Linked DNA regions of Homo sapiens: region 1 is linked to region 2. A link is a loop called in an ENCODE intact Hi-C map of the cell type or tissue named here. Cell type or tissue: lower leg skin. All regions are shown on one strand. Links, peaks and the distances in the headings refer to the core of each region. The heading gives the core; the rest is flanking DNA.

What was found. Peaks named below come from ENCODE experiments on the same cell type or tissue, not always from the same donor. Only the 100,000 strongest peaks of a DNase experiment are listed, where the experiment ranks them.
Region 1: it touches region 2 in a loop (7-fold over the local background); 63 of 110 quality-filtered maps call a loop at or near these places.

Annotation. Positions count from the first base shown.
Region 1 is chr3:90,180,288-90,188,634 of GRCh38, forward strand. It overlaps the pseudogene RNU6-712P. Among named protein-coding and RNA genes, the nearest start is that of EPHA3, 1.1 Mb to the left of the region's middle. In lower leg skin, for the core only: no CTCF peak of the experiment used is centred there; no DNase peak of the experiment used is centred there.
Region 2 is chr3:88,200,350-88,208,696 of GRCh38, forward strand. No RefSeq gene overlaps it. Among named protein-coding and RNA genes, the nearest start is that of C3orf38, 55 kb to the left of the region's middle. In lower leg skin, for the core only: no CTCF peak of the experiment used is centred there; a DNase peak (open chromatin) is centred at 3,397.

The DNA of each region.
Region 1 (8,347 bases), core at 340-8,339, 2.0 Mb after region 2:
TTCATCCCGAGAGGAAACACAATCACCCAATCCTAAGGATGAGGAAATGGAGCCAGCTCCATAAAAACACATATTCATCATAGTAACATGGATCATTTTAGAATTAGAACTAAAAGAAAATTCAAGCTGGTTACAGTGGTGTAATTATCATGACCAAATAGGTGAGGATGACAGGATGAAGCAACAGTTCACATATGGTTATTTTGGCTCCATATTTAAAGCTATTGAAATGAAAATATTGATATTATTTTTAATGGGGATAACCTTTCATGCTGAGGATAGGGAAATTTCAAGATAGTCAGACTAAGCAGCATTTAAGAAGTGAGATATGACTTCCAAGACCAGTACGTAAGTGGGTCACAAGTTTATTTACATACAGTTTGCGTGTGCCCATAATAACCATGCAATCTATTCCCAAATAACTTCAGATTGATGTTTATTACTGTATCCCTTGAGGCTGTAATTTGATAATAGTGCATTTCCTTCCGTATTTCCTATAATTCTCATCTGTCTTTGAGAAACTAGAATTCCAATTTAAGAAAAAGGGAGCAGAGAGGAGAGAGAAAAGGAAATGAAAGGATGAATGAGGCAGAGAAAGGAGATAAGAGGAAGGGTACAATTTTCTGTGAGTCCTTTCTCTGTAGCTTTTACTTTTTGCACACACAAGTGATTTAAGGGAACAATCTAAACAATAGAGAACAGACTAATCCAAATATAAAATTAGAATAGACAAGATTTCCTTATTTTAATAGACAACCTCTGTGATTCTGCATACGGTATAGTTTATGCATACAAGTAAGTTAGTAAAGGGAAACAGATAGTCCATTCTCAGAAGCATCCACAGGACAACTAGGAGTTCTGTGCTTAGTTTTCAATTGCCAGATGATTTTTTTTTAACTACAGGAATTTGTATCAATAACTGATTTTCCCAAAAAGGCTCAGGAAACACGTAATGTCAAGTAGGGTCAAACAATGAAGACAGGATATGCAACTCGGCTTGGTTATGTTTAAGATAAGCAAAAGTAATGTAGAAGAGCAAGATGGTGTACTTAGATTATATAGACATTTGGAATTTCTATTATTCAAAGGGCAACCTCAAAAAACTGGTAGAAATATTTTCTCAATACAATGAATTCTTGGATAGTATGAATACCTGTCACAGGCAGAACTAACTGAAGCATTTTTGAAAACTTGAACAAGCTGCTTGAAAACACAACAATAAAAAGAAATAAGGTGTCATGAAAAATGTACAAATAATAAGAATAAATGTTTTCTGTCCTTACATTTCATGAGTACAAAATGTACAAATAATAAGAATAAATGTTTTCTGTCCCTACATTTCATGAGTACAATATAGATTATGTACTATGAAAAATGAAAATGTACAAATAATAAGAATATTATTTAAAAAATATGAAAATGTACAAATAATAAGAATAAATGTTTTCTGTCCCTACATTTCATGAGTACAATATAGATTACAAGATTTAACTCTTTTATAAATAATCAAATATATTTTATTTGCTTTCTGTTGCCTCATTTCTCTTTTAAAATATGCGTACTTCTATCTATTGATTTTATTTCACTTTGGTTGATAGGAGTTCAACCACTGACCTGTAAACTGTCCCCTTCTAAAAGATAATGCCCATGATTTTCCACTTGTCTTGAAATTTTAATATCTAGGTTACATTTTTCATCATTAAAATAGTTATTTAGTTTATTAGTAACCTTTGAAGGATGTCTTGAGCATTAATAGTAGAGTGGAAAAACACTAGAAATTATTATTTTTGCAAGAGCTATAGAAGTTAGTGAGGGGTTAATGCTACTTTATGCCTAAAGATTATAATATATGCCTGGCCATTCTTTCAATTAAAATAAAATCAAAGCAATGTCTTTAACATATATCTGTTTTCACTGAATAGTAACAATTCTATCAGTCTGTGGTGAAAGGGAAAATCTCAATATTAAGGACATAAATTGACAATATTTGCAATACGAAAGATATTCCGTGGAATAGGGACACATTTGTGGGGTTTATATTTATTTATTTATTTATTTATTTATTTATTTATTTATTTATTTATTTTTCGAGACGGAGTCTTGCTCTGTCACCCAGGCTGGAGTGCAGTGGTAGGATCTGGGCTCACTGCAACCTCCGCCACAGGCTCCCAAGTAGCTCGGATGCTACAAGCACCCCATACTCCGCGCTGATTTTTGTATTTTAAGTAGAGACGGGGTTTCACCATGTTGGCCAGGACGATTTCGAACTCCTGGCCCCATGATCCTCCCGCTTCGGCCTCCCAGAGTGCTGGGATTACAGGCACGAGCCAACGGGCACGGCCACATTCGTGTTTTAAGAGGATACTTTGGGTCATTGCGCAGTCTGAAGAGTCATTTTACTTTGCTTTCATTTATAAGACATTCATGTACTGCCATCGTGTGGTCAATCCAGCACACATCAGCTTATTTGAAATGGTATGAAAAGTCAAGAAAAAAAAAAAAGACTGTGCTATTTGTTTTGGTTCATGCTGATAGCCTTTATCTTGCCAAAAAGAGCTTAGCAAAAGAGTTAGCTGGAATATACCATAGATGTAAACCCAAGCACTTTTATTTACCAGAGGACCCAGGCGGTGTGTGTTTGAAGTCAGAACCAAGTCAATCTAGCTGATAAAACCACAGGGAGCAAATAATATTTATTATTTCCTGTTTAATATTCTGGATATTTCATATAGAAGATCTATCAAAAGTCCAAAGTTGTGTTATTTATATAACTTTTTCCAAAATCACAAGTTACAGTTAAAATGATATTTTATAACTGTAGTGCCTTTTTAATGCAACTAAAAAAAGCTGTGTGCATAAATAGACAAATACAAGTGCAGATACAGGGGAAGTCAAAGTGATTTAAATTGAAAATGTTAAAGACACAGCACAAGATCATACTTTTGTCATTTAGATAATTTCATCTGTTTTCAAGAGTACAAGATCAAATGAGGTCCAACTCCCTTCTACTTAATTTTAGTATCATCTCTAATACTGAGGGTGGGTGTAATCATTCAAATCGTAATCATGATGAAATTGTTTAATGGAATCATATCTTATAAATTAAAATCTTTCTTCCAGTCAGAACACGAAAATCAAAAGCAAAATTTGATAAAAGAGTGATTCTGGATTTAAATACAAAAGGTCTTATATTGTAAAGCCCTTAAATTGTTTTCTAGAAATAAAACCTTTCCAACATTTAAATATAGCAAAAACTACAGGGAAGCATAATTCTATTAATGACTTCTTTCACCTTAGAAAGTATCAGATGAGCTGATGAATTTTCTGCCTTCAACTGATAGTTTTAGAGAGAGAAGTATCATTTCAACTCCCATATCTTTACGTATTGTTTCAAGAAATGCCAAATGCCTTTCAAAATATTATCTCAGAATGTAAGATTTAAATACACCAACAAGTTTTAAGAGACAAAATCCTAATTTACTTTCCTTCTTTCCCTTTTTTATTGAACACTCACCACAAATTTCTTATTAGATGAAACATAAAAAGTTATCAACAAATATAAAATCAGCCTAAACATAACTATCAGTCTAAATTTTGGTCTTAAACTATCACTAATTTTATAACTTTCTTCCATTTAATACAGTCACTTCCTGCATGTTCATGAGTTTATAATGGTCATATAAAATAACTTTTCTCTCATGACCTTTAGTAGGAAAGAAAGATATTTGTATATGAGAGAAAAAGAAATGAACTAATAAGTAAATATTTTAATGAAGAAAGAAAAAATGTATTGAGTAGAGATGAAGATTATCCAATCTAAAGATTAGACATGCACTGTTCTTTTGGTTATGAGATTCTATTATGGAAAACAAAACAAACTGAGTAAATAGATATATTAAAACAGGTAGAAGTCTAGCCAAATTTTGACACTCTTGAAAGACTTAATAATGAAAAGAGATAGGTCCACAATTAAGACCAGTCTACACATTATTTAATTGCCTGCCAATCCCAGAAAAATTGAATTTAGTCACCATTATTAGATGTGGTTCAACAAGAGTGTCTTGGAAGCTGCTTATGATAGGGCTACAAATGAAAGTGTCCTAAATTTTTAACCCTCATGAAGAGATGAGGGACAACCAGAAGATCTAGCTATGGGCAACATCGAGGAAGGAGCACTGGCCAGCTTCATAAATACAAGTCTGTGTTCTAGGGAGAAGGAAGAATGGAAGCAATCTTACTCAATATTCTTTTGACTGAAAGTACAGAAACTCATTTGAGATAGTTTATGCAAAAAAAGGGTATGTATTCTGTAGATATAAGTGTATAGTGCTACTCAAAGTGATTTAGTGTTCGCCTTGGCAGTACATATACTAAAATTAGAATGATACAGAGATTAGCGTGGCCCCTGTGCAAGGATGACACGTTCTAAAAATTTATTAAAATAAAAAAAAAGATTTAAAGAGCATGATGGAATTTGGTATAGAAATTGAGAAGAAGCATTTAGAAAGTTGTGAGCAATTTGAGAAAGCAGTTTTTTGCCTGCTGATTCTTTAATAAAAAGGCATAGTCGCTGTGTGATTCCTATGGCGACTGTAACACATTACCAAAAACTTCGCGGCATAAAAAAAATTTATTCTGCCACAGTTCCGGATGCCACTCCAGCCATCCTCTTTGAAGAAGGGCCTTGAGCTAAATGAAGCATCTTTGCCCCCATAAGCAGAGAAGAGGAAATGCTTGGAATTTGCAACCACCATGCCTCCCAAGATGGTCACAAGCTAATGACTCATTGGTGTGGGAGTATGAAAGCCCAGTTCCCTTGCCTTAAGTCAGGACAAACAGTGCCTTGTAACTTACATTCCAAAATTCCCTGCTGAATCAGACTGGCATCACCCCTGCTTGAAGTGGTACCCTGGCTTCTTACCTTCCCTCCCCTCCTTCCCTCATTCCCTTGCCAATTTAACCTGGAACACTTCTTTAATAAATTATTTGCATATGAATTCCTAGCCTAATATTTCCTTATTTTGAAGAAATTTACCTAACACAAAGAGTATCTTTCTTTTTTTTTTTTTTTTTATTTTTTTTATTTTTTCGAGGCGGATTCTCGTTCTCTCTCCCAGGCTGGAGTGCAGGGGCGCGATCTCGCTCACTGCAAGCTCTGTCTCCTGGGTTCACGCCATTCTCCTGCCTCAGCCTCCCGAGTAGCTGGGACTACAGGCGCCCGCCACCACGCCTGGCTATTTTTTTGTATTTTTAGTAGAGACGGGGTTTCACCGTGTTAGCCAGGATGGTCTCGATCTCCTGACCTCGTGATCCACCCGCCTTGGCCTCCCAAAATGCTGGGATTACAGGCGTGAGCCACCACGCCCGGCCGAGAGTTATCTTTCAGATGCCTTGTTTATCGTTTCCTTAGATTGGGGAACCCAACCTAAGACAATGACTATGTGATACAAACAAAGAGCAATATGAGCAGCCAATCCCCCTTGAAGAACTGGAACCAAATCATCTCACTCTCTCTCCAGGCCACTGGAGCCTCATGGCTGCTCTGTTTCTTCCTTCACGTCTGTTTTATTTTTGTGTCTGCACACACATCTCTGCTTTATGGCACTTAACCATAGCTCTCAATCTAACTCTTCTGTTTCAATTCATGATTTCCTTTCATTTAATATAGTAACTTTTCACAGCCTTTTTAAGAATTTGAAAATAAATTTTCGTGTAAAAGAAATGTATTTCAATAAACTTTAATAGAAAAGAAAGATTACTCCATAACTCTAAAGATTACAAAACTCTTTATAGTGATAAGCCAGATTATTTCTAGTCCCATTTGTGTGGAATAAAAGTAAATATGGTTGACTCATTTTATTGATAGAAAGTGTAATGATACTGATAAAAATTAGTAGAATTATACAGTATACAAATGACTGCCAAGTCCCACGACTCTTGGAAGTTTCCTTCTCCTTTAAAAGAAAAGGTGCATGGTTTGGCTCAAGGTATGGCACTCGGTATTGTACATAGCTACCCAAGTTCAGGCTACAGGGAATATCTGCAAAGAGAGCCTTTATTGGACCTTGGAGAAAAAAGTGAGAAAAACCCTAGCTGACACAGAGGGATTTCCTGAGCAAGAGTGTATTTGTCTTTGAGAACAGAAAGAGTTTAAACTGAAAGTGACATTTTAAAAAGTGATTAACAATTACACCATTTATTGAGGAGTACAATTTTAACTTGGCCATTGGGAGTTTTATTGGTTAAAATAATTTAAGATAACGTTTTTAATATTATGATTAAATATAATATTATTACTATTTAAAAGGTAACTTTTTTACAGAGTACCTATTATATATCAAGCCCTGTATTTAAATCTCTACATGCCATAGCTCATTTACATGTCGCATTGATACTTTGATGTGGATATTATTCCTATTTTAAATATTCCAAAGCTGAAACTTAAAGAATAATAGCTCACTCACAGCTAATCATCTGGAAGGGGAACCTAGATCTCTGTCACCAGAGCCCAGGTCATTTCCACACTGCTATACCATCTTAAGCTGTCTTCTGTGTTAGCTCTTTCTCTCAGTGTGTCAATGAACAATTCTGTTTCTAAGCCAGTGCTCATTCTACTGCATCAGCTGCTTCAGCTTTACTTCTTTCTCTCTGAGAAGTTCCTCCCCATCAAGCCCATGGTGCTAATGAAAGGGATTCATGAAGAGTGAAGGACATATCACATGTACACATTGACCCATGTCATGCCCTGTCTAGTTTCTCAGAATGTGCACACATGTCCTCTGCAGGAAGTTATGAACCTTCACCTGGATCCATGTGATAAATTTCAAACAAGCTTAAGCGTTCTTGTCTCTACAATGAATTAAATGCAATTAGGCAACACACAGCAGAATATACCAAATGACCTGTCACTCCATTGTGATTATTTTATTTAAAAATAATCCTACCTGGTTATAACTTAAGCCACAGATATAAAGTGGAGAAGAGTTCTTGATTGTCCTTGAGAAAAATCAGAAATGAAAATGACTCTGTCTCATTGAAGCTTTGAATCAGAGATTACAACTTAAGAATAAACAGTCGAAAAATTACTACATTATGGAAAACCACAAAAATACACATTTTAAACTGTTAAGATGAATTAAGACATCATATAGATTAGTGAAAATAATATAAAATTTAATTATGATCCATATCACAAAGTTATTATTCCTACTTTAATTGGTGAATTTGGACCACATACACAAATTCCCAAACACCATGCATCTGTCACTGACTTCACGTTCATGACTGTGTTCCCTAATTAAAGTCTGTTTCAGTTCAGTATGCCAGAATTCGATGTTTTTGTTTTTTTTATTATTATTATTATTATTATTATTATTATTATTATAGTTTAAGTTCCAGGGTACATGTGCACAACATGCGGGTTTGTTACGTAGGTATACACGTGCCATGTTGGTTTGCTGCGCCCATTAACTCGTCATTTGCGTTAGGTATTTCTCCTAATACTATCCCTCCCCCAGCTCCCCACCCCAGGACAGGTGCCGGTGTGTGATATTTCCTGCCCTGTCCAAGTGTTCTCATTGTTCAATTTCCACCTATGAGTGAGAACATGCGGTGTTTGGTTTTCTGTCCTTGTGATAGTTTGCTGAGAATGATGGTTTCCAGCTTCATCCATGTCCCTACAAAGGACATGAACTCATCCTTTTTTATGGCTTCATAGTATTCTATGGTGTATATATGCCACATTTTCTTAATCCAGTCTATTACTGATGGACATTTGGGTTGGTTCCAAGTCTTTGCTATTGCGAATAGTGCTGCAATAAACATACGTGTGCACGTGTCTTTGTAGTAGCATGATTTATAATCTTTTGGTATATACCCAGTAATGGGATCCCTCTGTCAAATGGTATTTCTGGTTCTAGATCCTTAAGGAATCGCTACACTGTCTTCCACAATGGTTGAACTCATTTACATTCCCACCAACAGTGTGAAAGTGTTCCTATTTCTCCACGTCCTCTCCAGCATCTGTTGTTTCCTGACTTTTTAATGATCGCCATTTTAACTGGTGTGAGATGGTATCTCATTGTGGTTTTGATTTGCATTTCTCTGATGGCCAGAGATGATGATGAGAATTTTATCATGTGTCTGTTGGCTGCCTAAATGTCTTTTTTTTGAGAAGTGTTTTTTCATATCCTTTGCCCATTTTTTGATGGGCTTGTTTTTTTCTTGTAAATTTGTTTGAGTTCATTGTAGATTCTGGATATTAGCCCTTTGTCAGATGGGTAGATTGCAAAAATTTTCTCCCATTTTGTAGGTTACCTGCTCACCCTGATGGTAGTTTCATTTGCTG
Region 2 (8,347 bases), core at 17-8,016:
TTGAGATATAACAATGCTGAGTCTGGTATGATGCACACTTAGGGAACTACTACAATATTCCAGGCAAGAGACAATGGAGAGGTAACCATGGCTAGAATGATGGCACCAAAAAGCGGGAAAGAAAAGATGGGAGTGAGAAATAGAAATAGTATTGAGATAAGAACAAGAAAGATCAGGGTGTGGGAAAGACATGAGTGTTAGTCTGTTTTGCAGTGCCATGCAGGAATACCCGAGGCTGGGTACTCTATATATTAAAAAAAGAGTTCTTTGGCTCATAGTTCTACAGCCTATACAGGAAACATAGTGCTGGCATCTGTTTCTGGTGACAGCCTCAGGAAGTTTCCAGTCATAGCTGAAGTCAAAGGGGCAGCGAGTGTATTACTTGGCAAGAGAGAACACAAGAGAGAAAGGAGGGAGGTCCCAGTCTCAAAACAATCAGCTCTCTTGTGAACTAACAGAGTGAGAACTCGTTCATTACCATGGGAAGGCACCAAGCCATTCATGAACAATCCAGTCCCATAACCCAAATATCTCCCACCAGGCCCCACTTTCAACACTGGGGATCTCATTTCAATATGAGATTTGGAGGGGACATACATCCAAACTATAACAGCATATAAGATTCTTAGATAACTCTAAGCTTTTGAGGTGAAATGGTGGAATAGTTACAGTGTTAATAGAAACAAATATCTGGATACACTGGTTTTGAAAAGAAAGATAATGAGTTAAGCTTTAAACATGAGTTTGGTACAATCCCAACAGAGATACTGAGAAAGTAACTGAGAACCATGTATCTGCTCAATGGTGATATTAGAAGTTATATAGTTATAATTCCATCCAAAGGAAAAATGAAGAAAATACTGGTGGGAATAGAACCTTCTGGAATGATTATCTTTAATGATTTGTAGGTCGCTGGTACTTATTGAGAGAGTGGTTTTAACAGAATGTGGTGTGCCGTTAAAAAGTACTCGAGTTCTAGGTATAACTTAGTTTCGAAACAGTATTTCTAAGGCTATTTTAATTAATTGTGACATTTGGTTCCAATTTTTGATTGTTTTTTACTTCCCTTCCTATTTATCACTCTTTCAGAGATTTTTCTCACCTCCTGGGCATTTACCAAACAATTGTTTCCAGAAATAGTCACAGGATGAATGAACTGTATTCAAACAGTCTAGTTTCATTTTTTCCATTGACAGAGGCATCTTCCAAAGTTTCTGGGTTTTAGATACGACTTTGCTACAGTGATTTTAGTGATAATGCCTAATATGTTTATTTATTTTAGCTACGTCCGTTGAATTAATGGAATTAGTTTACTTTTTTCTTTTTAACTAGTCATCAGTCTTTCAAGCACATAATGTAGCTAGTCCCGCAGATACAACAATATCACTTGGTATTTCATGTACTGAAGTCCTTTATCTGGAACATTTATATGATCTAATTCATGTCTTTACAGACATGCTTTCTCCTTAAAGTAGTGCTCTAAAATTGTCGTAATGAATCCTAAATATTTGGCATTTAGTTTAAACATTTTTATTTGCTCAGTTATAGGCCAGGTGCAGTAGCTGACCCCTGTAATCCCAGCACTTAGGGAGGCTGAGGCAGGAGGATCACTTGAGCCCAAGAGTTTGAGACCAGCTTTGTCAACATAGCAAGAACTAGTCTCTACAAAATATTAAAATATTAGCTGGGTGTGGTGGTGTGCATCTGTAGTCCCAGCTACTCAGGAGGCTGAGGTGGGAGGATCGCTTGAGCCTGGGAGGTCAAGGCTGCAGTGAGCTATGATGGCACGACTTTGCCCCAGCTTGGATGACAAAGTGAGACCCTGTCTCAAATAAATAAATAAAATAAAAGATGAAAATATATATTTGCTCAATTACGATGTTCACATGCAGAATAATCATAAAATCTTAAATCTAGAAGAGGCTTTGGAGAAAATTAATGCACATCATTTGACACAGGAGGAATAAGAATCTCAGAAACATTAGGAGACTAGGTAAAAGTCACATGGCATGTTAACACATGGTACATGATTGAATGTTATATAGTTACAAGGACAAACACATAAGTTACTTGCCTATTTCAGTCATTCTAAATACTAGATTTTCATTATGGACATCATATTAGGAACTGATGAGAAATCATCAAGCGATAACATTGTTCTTGTCCTCTAGAACACACATACCTGGGGAAAATCTTTGCTGTGCCATCTGTAGAATCTAACATAGAGACTGGGCATGGTGGCTCACACCTGTAATCCCAGCACTTTGGGAGGCTGAGATGGGTGGATCTCTTGAGGCCAGGAGTTTGAGACCAGTCTGGCCAACATGGTGAAACCATGTCTCTACTAAAAATACAAAAATTAGCCAGGCGTGGTGGAGCACACCTGTAACTCCAGCTACTTGAGACACTGAGGCAGGAGAATTGCTTGAACCCAGGAGGCAGAGGCTGCAGTGAGCCGAGATGGCACCACTATACTCCAGCATGGGTGACAGAGAGACTTTGTCTCAACAACAACAACAACAAGAAAAAGAATCTAACATAGAAAGTTGTCAGTGCTGGATGAAGGAAAAATGATTAAATGATTTTCATCAATGAAATGCCTTTTCTTCATTACATGATAAGATTAGCAACAGAAAAGCCAATCAAGGGATTTTATAGATTAATATATTTGAAATAAAGCAGTTAAACCCATCATCAAGTGCCAGTTGCTGTGAGAGTTCACTTCAAACAAAATAAATTGCTGCCATTTTATTGTCAAAAAGGCATGATAGGAGGATTGGAAAATTCAGCTGTTTTCCCCCCTTTTTTCTTCATTTAGGAAATGACTATACTTCTCACTCAATGCCAGAAAAAGAGGGTTATCTACAAAGGCACCTTGAAGCTAGTATATATGAAAACAGTAAATCTTAGATATTCAATCTAATGGCACAAGGTTTTGAAAAATACTGCATACGATTTAAACTTAACTCAGATTAGCATCTTAGGTTATTGAAGATCAGATAAATTTGGGGGGAAGTAAGTAATGGTTAATAAAGGAACTTAGTGCTAGAATAGCGGAAGAGAGATGTAGTATCGTTTCCCGTTGTACAGTGTAGTTTTCATTTTTTTTCCTTCTAAATAATTTATTTTAATTGAAAAATTGCTTTTGGTTATGTGTGGGATAAAAGGTATGGACCATTAGAAAAGAAACCACAGTAAACTGTGCCAACATTATATTAAGCCACCATGATTGAGGGACACGAATACAGTTTTGGACTAAGATTAATTTTCAGGGGACTATTTAAATTAGTTCTGTTTAGTGTTGAGTAAATGCTTGGACATTTACCCTTACGGCCTGAAAACCATGTATTCCCACAGAGTAGTAAACGATTCTGGATCTGGCCACAGTGTGGCGATGTTGCAGCACAGATTCACCTTGCCCTGCTGAAGGACTGCTGAGTTCTCACACTTGAAACATGAATTTCCACTGCCTGCGCTGACTTTCCTTTCCATTTAATAATACCTTATGATAAACTAGGGTTTTTATTTTCTAGCATAATTTCATAAGTGTGTGTGGCACACTTCTGTTGTTGTTGGTAGAGAACTTTAGAATTTGTATGCATCTGGCACCTCTAAATGTTCACATGTAACATGATACTTTTAACTGTTGTATCCTCCATACTCTAACAGGGAATCCATGTACCATCGCAGTTTCTCACTCATTTGTGGGATCTAAAATTCAAAACAATTAAACTTATGGACATAGAGAGTAGAAGGATGGTTACCAGAGACTGGGAAGGGTAGTGGGGGGCTGAGAGGGTGGTGGGGATGATTAATGGGTACAAAAAATAGTTAAAAAGAATGAATAAGCCCTACCATTTGATAGCACAACAGGGTGACTGTAGTCATTAATAGTTTAATGGTACATTTAAAAATAACTAAAAGAGCATAATTGGAGTGTTTGTAACACACAAGATAAATGCTTGAGAGGATGGATACCCCATTCTCCATGGTGTGCTTATTTCACATCGCATGCCTGTATCAAAACATTGTATGTACCCCATAAATATATACATCTACTATGTAATCACAAAAATTAAAAATAAAAAAGTTTGAAAAACAAACAAGGAATTTATGTAATGCTAAATAAACCAATTTCAATATATAATGCTTTTGAAGGATCCACTTGGACATATGGAATAATAGCAAATACCACCACAGTTCGTGAGTTTCATCCAAGAATGAAATGACACTTGTTGTAAACAGCATTCATGAATTCATGTGCAAAGCTAGCTGTTCATTCACTCCACAAATGTGAAGTGCCTACTCTGTGCCAGACACTCTTTCTGGATATGCAGAGATAGACAAAATATACTTGATACTTGCGTAGTGGAGCAGAGTGACATTAAAAAGCTATAATAACAAATCCATAATTACTACCTGTGGTTAACTTAATGAAGATACATTGAAATAGTATAAGCTGATTCAGATGGGAAGAGAGGAGAGAGGGAGATGAAAAGAAGGCTAACCAGGTAAAGAACGTTTCCAGGCAGAAAGAACAGCATTTGAGTAGGTTCTGAGGGGAGTTTGGCCAAATCAAGAAACTGAAACAATGTTACCAAGTTAATAGGGCTTAAACGTTTCTGAGAAGGGTGGAAGGAGAGTAGCAGACGACTTGCTGGATTAGCAGGGGCCAAAACAACCAGGCCCATCCATGAGTGAAATGACAAGGATCATAGATTTTATTCCTAGTCCTGTGGGAAGCTGTTGGAAGGTTTATGAGAAGGAGAGCAAGAAGATCAGGTTTTTTTGTCATACTATAAACTATGTAAATTCCAATCCTAACATTAAAATCTTTAAGGATTTTTTATGAGCTTTATTTTTTCTTTGGTTTTATATTTTTTTCCCAAGAAAACCTTGGACATGGGATGCTTGAAGTGTAAGGTATAGAGCTTTTCAGTTAAAGCGTGCACACACACACATACAAACACACACACACTCACTCCCTTGAAAATGTATTTGATTCTGGTGATAATGTTCTACTTTTATATTGCAACATCACTCGCCATTCACCATTGAGTTTGTGTAATTTGATAGTTGAAAAGAATTTACCTTTATCTAAAAAAGAATTAGTATAGTATTAAACTGTATTTTTTCAATGTTTATTATATTTACCATTCAGGAGGAAAAAAGAACCAAAAACCCCTCAAACATTGTGTTCAATATATAATTGGAAGGAATATAGGTCCTTTAAGCTCAACGGAATATCTTTTGGCACAGTGAGGAAGCCTAGGCCCCTCCCTTATCGAATGAATTTGCTACATCACTGCGCAGACTATTTTCCAGGCTTACGCAGTGTCCGAGAATTCCAGTACATTTCTTACCACACAGTGTGTCTTGTAGAGTGATGGTTACGTGTTGAAGTGACTGAGGGTTCATCAGAATTGGTTACATGTCTTTTTGGTGAGCTAAATACCATCTACACTAATCTGCTGCAGAGCTAGAACTTAAATGAACAACAAAGAGAATAATGTATAGTAGATATTAATGATAAGAATAAAATGACTCCACTTGCAATCTACCATCAGGAGAGAAAGTAGATCATTTACAGAAATAGATGCGTGAGAAATTTGTTTAAAATAAACAGGTCTGACTGGATGGGTAGGTCATGCTTGTAATCACAGCACTTTGGGAGGCCAAGGCCATGGATCACTTGAGAACATGAGTTCGAGACCAGCCTTGGCAACAGGGCAAAACCCTGTCTGCAAAAATATTAGCCGGGGGTGGTGGCCGTAATCCCAGCTACTTGTGAGGCTGAGGGAGAATCATTTGAGCCCAGGAAGCAGAGGTTACTGTGAGCTGAGATTGGGCCACTGCACTCCAGCCTGCCTGACAGAGCCAGACCTTGTCTCAAAAACAAACAAACAAACAGGTTTAGGGTGATTAATTGATTAACGTTTTTTAAAACTATATTTTAAAGAAATTAAATTTGAGATAAAGGTCTTTTGTATTTACCCACATATTTACTGTCTTAGCCCGTTTAGTATTTCTATTAAGGTATCTCTAAGCCTGGGTCATTGTTACAAAGAAAATAAGTTTATTTGGCTCATGGTTCTTCAGGCTTGTACAAGAAGCATGGCGCCAGCATCAGCATGTGGTGAGGACCTCAGGCTGCTTCCACTCATGGTGGAAAGAGAAGGGAAGCTGGTGTGTGCAGATCGTATGGTGAGAGAGGAAGCAGGAGAGAGGGGAGGAAGGCACGAGGCTCTTTTTTTTTTTTTTTTTTTTTTTTTTTTTTTTTTTTGAGACGGCGTTTCGCTCCGAGGCTGGAGTGCAATGGAGCGATATCGGCTCAGTGCAACCTCCGCCTCCCGAGTTCCTGCCATTCTCCGCCTAGCCTCCGGAGTAGCTGGGGTTACAGGCATGAGCCACCACGCCCGGCTAATTTTTGTATTTTTAGTAGAGACGGGGTTTCTCCATTTTGGTCAGGCTGGTCTTGAATTCGCGACCTCAGGTGATCCACCAGCCTCATGGATCCCTCAGGTGATCCACCCGCCTTGTGTAATCCCTCCCAAAGTGCTGGGATTACAGACGTGAGCCACCGCGCCCAACCTAGGAGGCTCTTTTTAACAACGAGCTCTTTAGGAACTAATAGAGCCAGAACTCACTCATTCCTTTCTCCCCAGCAGGGAGGGGACTTAATTTATTCATGAAGAAATCATCCCATTCCCTAAACACCTCTCCTTAGGCCCCACCTCCGGCATTGGGGATCAGATTTCAACATGAGATGTGGAGGGGACAAACATCCAAACTGTTGCACTAATCACTTTCGATGCTCTTCTTGCCTTAGCGTAGATTCACGTTTTCATCTAGTATAATTTTTTTTTCTGTCTGTAGAGCTTCCTTTATCGTTTTTTCCTACTTCATGTCTGTTCGCTATGAATTTTCTCAGCTATTCTTTAAAAGAAGTTCTTCATTTCACTTTTAATTTTGAAAGATATTTATTGTAAGTATAGAATTCTACGTTGATTGTTTTTTCTTTTGGCATTTTAAAGATGTAGCATCATTCTCTTATTTCTGATAATTCTTATCTTCCCCCTGCCATCATGTCTTTTCCCCATCTTTGGCTGCTTTTAAGGTTTTCCCTTTATCACTTGTTTTCAGCAATTTAATTATAATAATCTCAGAGTAGTTTTCTTCAAAAAATTTTTTTTTGCTTGGGATTTGTTAAGCCTTTTTTTTTTTTTTTTTTTTTTGAGGCGCAGTTTCACTCTTGTTGCCCAGCCTGGCGTGCAATGGCAAGAACTTGGCTCACTGCAACCTCCACCTCCCAGGTTCAAGCAATTCTTCTGCCTCAGCCTCCCGAGTAGCTGGGATTACAGGCATGCACCACCAGGTCTGGCTAATTTTGTATTTTTAGTAGAGATTGGGGTCACACCATGCTGGCCAGGCTGGTTTTGAACTCCTGACTTCAGGTGATCCACCTGCCTTGGCCTCCCAAATTGCTAGGATTACAGGTGTGAGCCACTGTGTTGGGCCTAAGCTTTTTGAATCTCTGGGTTTATAGTTTTTTTTGAATCAAATTTGAGAAAAATTCTCCAATTATTTCTTCAAATATTATTTTCATTCCACACCTCTTTCCACACTTCCTTTTTTTGAGACTCCAGTAACATGTAGCTTCGACTGCTTGATATTGTACCACAGGAAAGTGACGCTCTATTCATTGTTTTTTTCCAGTTTAATCTGCTGTCAACCCTACCAGTGAAATTTTTATTACAAATAATGTACTTTTCATTTCCATCTCATTTGATTACTTTTTACATCTCCCTTTTCTTTCCTTATTATAGTTATGTTCTTTTAAACTCTGAGCATTTTTTTTTTTGAGACAGAGTCTCTCTCTGTTGCCCAGGCTGGGGTGCAGTGGCACGATATGGGCTCACTGCAAGCTCGGCCTCCCGGGTTCAGGCCATTCTCCTGCCTCAGCCTCCTGAGCAGCTGGGACCACAGGCGCCCGCCACCACGCCCGGCTAATTTTTGTATTTTTAGTAGAGACGGGGTTTCACCGTGTTAGCCAGGATGGTCTCCATCTCCTGACCTCGTGATCCACCCGCCTTGGCCTCCCAAAGTGCTGAGATTACAGGCGTGAGCCACTGTGCCCAGCCAATTCTGAGCATATTTATAATATTCATTATAGCTGTTTTAAAGTTTTTGTCTAGTAATTTAATCATCTCTGTAATTCCTTGGTCACTTTATATTGATTATTTTTTCTGGGTTAAGGTTTATATTTTTCGCATGTTTAGTAATTTTTTATTAGATGCTAGATATTGTAAATTTCTCATTGCTGAGTGCTGAATTTTGTTGTATTCCT